Linked DNA regions of Homo sapiens: region 2 is linked to region 1. Evidence: read pairs that join two places in POLR2A ChIA-PET (ENCODE). Cell type or tissue: B cell. All regions are shown on one strand.

What was found. ChIA-PET counts read pairs that join two places held together with the same protein. Peaks named below come from ENCODE experiments on the same cell type or tissue, not always from the same donor. Only the 100,000 strongest peaks of a DNase experiment are listed, where the experiment ranks them.
Region 2: POLR2A ChIA-PET joins it to region 1 with 13 read pairs; 23 of 35 experiments call an interaction of 5 or more read pairs at or near these places.

What each region holds. Positions count from the first base shown.
Region 1 is chr11:66,417,670-66,420,169 of GRCh38, forward strand. It overlaps a transcript of NPAS4 not described here. Among named protein-coding and RNA genes, the nearest start is that of NPAS4, 2.1 kb to the right of the region's middle. RefSeq lists enhancers at 68-568, 569-1,069. In B cell, no CTCF peak of the experiment used is centred here; a DNase peak (open chromatin) is centred at 1,212; H3K27me3 peaks cover 2,391 bases.
Region 2 is chr11:66,470,019-66,472,518 of GRCh38, forward strand. PELI3 (pellino E3 ubiquitin protein ligase family member 3) reads left to right here. Exons shown (of 8, transcript NM_145065.3): 4 at 1,224-1,353; 5 at 2,351-2,452. Among named protein-coding and RNA genes, the nearest start is that of PELI3, 4.4 kb to the left of the region's middle. In B cell, no CTCF peak of the experiment used is centred here; no DNase peak of the experiment used is centred here.

The DNA of each region.
Region 1 (2,500 bases):
ACACCATCAGATGCTGAAAGACCCAGAGCAGACTCAGATATGGACACAAACACAGACACTGACAGAAAGGCATATGGAAAATTGTAGACATAAATACACACAGGCACAAACATAGAACTGCACAGAACATAGGAAGTTGGAGACAAAAAAAAAAGACAAGCATAGATGCAGGCATAGGTAAACATAGATATACAGGGGTACAGACTCGCAGCTACAAAGACACATGCAAACAGATAGAGATGTAGACATCCAACCACCTCCAGACAGGTTTGGAGGCAGACACACAGGACACACAAACACAGTCTCAGTCAAATGAACACACACACACACAAACACACAGACACACACACAGAGTCTGGCTCTTTTCCTTCAATTGCCCAAGCATCCTTGAGCAGTAGTGCATAGCTGAGGATGCTGCACGCTTGCCCAGTAGGTTTGGCTGAGAGGCTTGCTCTCCCATTCCTTCTACACGCTCACCCCAAAGCCCCTCTCCCAATTCACTCCCTTGCCCACTTTCCCACAGCCAGCAGGCTCTGATGCCTCCCCCATCTCAGGCTTCTAATTCTTAGCTTGTTCTGCTGCTGCCTGCCACTTGGGGGAGAGAGTGGGGTGACTCAGCCAGGCCAGGATGACTCACACTGCCAGTATTTTTAGCAGCGGCCAGGAGCTCTCTAGTGTGCCAGCCGCCCCCCTCCTCCTGCTTGCTATTTCGGAACCGTCACTGGTGATATAAATAGCTCCTCTCCCACGGCCTGAAGCTGCTGCCAAGCTATTTTTGGTTCTGCACAGTTAAAAATAGCTTCACGGAGGTGGGAGGCAAGGGGAGTGGGAGCTGGCCTAGGGAGAGGAGACATTGGGGCACACAGAGCTTCTCAACTTGAATCAGAGTGGGCGAACTAGGATGAGCCCTTCTCTACCCCCTCCCTTGTCCCTTTCTAGACCCTTCTTCCCTTCCAAAGTGTTTCTTCCCATTCCATTCTCCTGGAAAAAGCCAGGGGCTCTTCCCCTGAGCCCAGTTCTCCTCCCTTGCTTACTTCACCCTTAGAGCCCAGAAATCTTGGCCCCCTGCAAACCCTCCATATTCATTCACAGAGAATAAGGGGACAGTCAAAGAGTAGGCTCACTCTGAGGCCTGTGGGTACCCAAGCCCTACGTCGATGTCCCCGGCAAACCGTAGCATGACTTCCATGGTGACTCTTTCAGCACCACGGACAGCGGTCGGCGCAGTATTCCTTCACTGCAGATTCGCTCAGATTGCTGGAGGCCATGACACCCAGCCAGTAGACTCCTCTTATTGTGGAGGGGGACACTCAGAATGCCTCACAGGCAGCTTTAGCATCAGTGAATGAAGAACACAGGAACAACCCCCCTGGAATTTCATACGGAAGGGGATCCAAAGATCAAGGGATTGTTCAAATGGAAGATTGAGAGAGGGGTGGGTAGGTACATTAGAGGTCAGATTGAGAAGAAAGAAGCAACACAGACCCATGTCCAGGAGGAATCATCTCTCTGTCATCCAGGTCAATGGGGTTAGAGACAGTGGCAGACAGATAAGCGGACATCGTTCCCTCCACCTCAGCTGTGACACTGACCACAGGATGGCCCCAACCTCTGCCAAAATGCATAAGACACCAGAATAGGGTCTCCACACCTTGTACACCTCTTCTAAGACATACTTCTCCTCAGCCGCCTCTCCTCCCACTCTACCTCTCTTACTACCACCCCTTTCCATGAGGAGCGGAGAGTTCCCTGGCCCCAAATTGTCCTTTTTGATGTCAAAGTTCATCTCCATGCTTCCTGTGTGACTGGGACTTCCCAGTCCCACCCTCCAATTTTTAAGTGGCCTCATTTCCAGCCACTTAAGTGATTCCATGCGCACACAGCTACTCCATCAAACGAGATTTCAGATAAGAACATTCCCTAGCCCACTTGCTTCTTGCATTATTGAATCCCAGGATAAGAACGGCACATCCTCGCCCCTGTAGAGAGCAATCATCTGTGGTGAAAAGAGAAAAAAAGCGGGTGTGTGGGGGGGTGGGGATAGGGCAAAGGTGACAGGATATGAAAAGGATAGAAAAGGATATGAAAGGACAGAAAAAGAAACGAAGGTGGAAAGTGGAGAGCTGAAGGTGGAGAGGCAGAGCCAGGAGCCTTAGAGGCGCAAATGTGGAGAGGGGTGGAGGGAACCTGGCAAAAATACAGGGTCCCTGGTAGGTGCAGGGGTCATGGAGGGTCCGGCGCTGCCCCTTCGCTTCTCAGCTGCTCCCCCATCTTGCCCGCCTAGGCAGGGCGGGGAGCCCTCCGGAGCGGTGCGGAGGCAGCCAGGCCCCGCCCGCCGCAGCCGCGGCAGCCGCCGGAGGATTCCTGTCCTAATATGGAGCTGGGATTCCCCCGGCCCCGCCCCCGCCCCCGGCCCGCGGGGAGACAGAGGCTGGCAGCAGGGCGGGGGGAAGCGCTCGCTTGGGGGCCGGCAACGGGGGGAAGGGATGCCTAAGTGCAG
Region 2 (2,500 bases), 52 kb after region 1:
TGAACTCCTGACCTCAAGTGATCTGCCTGCCTCGGTCTCCCAAAGTGCTGGGATTACAGGTGTGAGCCACTGCGCCCGGCCTCATCTGGATTTTAACAAACTCACTAGAAGATTCTGATTCAAGTGGCCTTGTCTGTATTTGGCAGCTCTTTGTCCTGTCACTTCCTGTTCCCAGACCTTCCTGGCACCCCACTGGTTGTTGAATAATGTCCTCAGCCTGGAGTTCAGAGCCCTCCCACCAGTGTCATCTCCCCCACATACTTCACCACCAAAGCCACCATTCCCTGATCTCATCAGACCCTGCCAGCCTTGGGCCCTTTGCTTAGGGTGAGCCTCCATCTAGAGGGGCTTCTGGAGTCAGAGAGACTGGGCTCAAATCTGGACATTTTCACCTACTAGCCAGAGGCAAGTCACATTACCTCCCTGAGCCTTGATTTCTCTCATTTGTAAGATGGGCAGAAAGCCACTTGCCTGGCAGGCCACTGCACAGATTCCATTAGGTGATTGATAACATGAAGGCCAGGAACACAGAGGCAGCAGCCCATGGCAGCGATGAGAGCTATGCCTCACCTCCTCTGTGCCTCTCACAGCCATGCCCTCCAGACAAGAGCTGGAAAGGCAGGTGGAAATTTGACATGTATGGACATATGGAGGTACTGGCATTGTGTGTCATTTTTTCCTTCCATTTTGGTTTTGAGTAGTGGTGTGATAAGTGACAGCTTACTACAGGTGAACCCTTTCTAGTTCTTCAAAACCCAGTAGAGGTGTTCCCTCTCCCAGAAACCTGATCCTAGGGCGAGAATTCCCTTTTCTTCCTCTAGGCTTATGGCATCCTTGGCTTGTGCCTGGGTGTGGCAGGTGGCACCTAGGTTCCTGGAGAAGCTGAGGAACCCCTCCACTGAGGGCCCACAACTGACCCGTGGTGCATCACCTCTACCGCCCCAGTGCACAGCACCCATCCAGGCATGGCTCAAGTGTCCAGGAAATACTTGGTTAACTGAATGAAAGTGCTTTTGAAACTGCTCTGACACCCCCCTCCCACTCCCCAAGGTACCAATTTGTTATTGTAGGGTCTTCTAGTTTCAGGTGCTTGTAGAGCTTGTTTATTAAGGTAGGATCTGCCTAGAAGTTGGCAGTTTCCTCCAAGTCTCATCAGGGGTTCACTTTCTCTCTTTCTCTCTCTCCTCTTGCAACCCCTTCTTCTTAACCCCCGACATCTACAGCTACAATGGTTGTCTGGCAAGTGGGGACAAGGGCCGCCGGCGAAGCCGCCTGGCACTGAGCCGCCGGTCGCACGCCAACGGGGTGAAGCCAGACGTCATGCACCACATCTCCACGCCGCTCGTCTCCAAGGCAAGCAACTGACCCATAGACCTGAGGTCCTGCCCTCCCTGCCCAAGGCCCAGGTCTTCGGCCTTCCAGGTCCTACCTGCCCACAGCCCCCACACCTTAACAGGGGAGCCCACTTTGTGTCATCACTCACTGCTTATTGGGCCATCCGAGAATGGTGATGAAAAATCCTTTGCAGTGTGCGCAGTTCTTTACAGTTTGCAAAATGTTGCCTTAACCACTGGACCTCTCTGAACCTTGGCTGCCTCTAAGATGGTGCTGCTTATTTCCATCCAATGGAAATGGAAATGGGTGGAAATGAGCTGCACCATTTTAGAGGCAGCCAAGGTTCAGAGAGTGGGAGGTGACAGTCATACTGCAATGATAAAGGAAAAACCTTTGACTTTAGAGGATTTGGGTTAGAATTCAGCCTCTGATATTTCCAGCTGTGTGCCTTTAGGCCAGTTTCTCTCTGACCTGCAGTTTCTTCAACTCTAAAATGGAACAATAACCCCATTCTTTTTATTTTTGAAACGGAATCTCGTTCTGTCACCCAGGCTGGAGTACAGTGGTGCGATCTCAGCTCACTGCAAGCTCTGCCTCCCGGGTTCAAGCCATTCTCCTGCCTCAGCCTCCCGAGTAGCTGGGACTACAGGCGTGTACCACCACACCCAGCTAATTTTTTTTTTTTTTTTTTTGTATTTTTAGTAGAGACGGGATTTCACTATGTTGGCCAGGCCAGTCTTGAACTCCTGACCTCAAGTGATCCGCCCACCTCAGCCTCCCAAAATGCTGGGATTACAGGCGTGAGCCACCGCACCCAGCCTGATAACCCCATCCTTAGGGTGACTGTAGGGCTTAAATCATGTGAAACATCTGCTGCACTGTCCACCCTCTGAGAAGGATGGAGCTGCCCCCTTCCCAGGGAGTGGCTGCTGGGCCTTGAGCTCCAGGTGCTTGCTCAAGGCATACACTTATCATGGCTGCACACCCTGGCAAGTGACTTTTTTCTCCCCACCAGGCACTGAGTAACCGTGGTCAGCACAGCATCTCGTATACACTGTCCCGGAGCCACTCGGTCATAGTGGAGTATACACATGATAGCGACACAGACATGTTCCAGGTATGCTCAGGCCTCTCCACACACCTCCTGGCCACCAGGCCTCTAGGC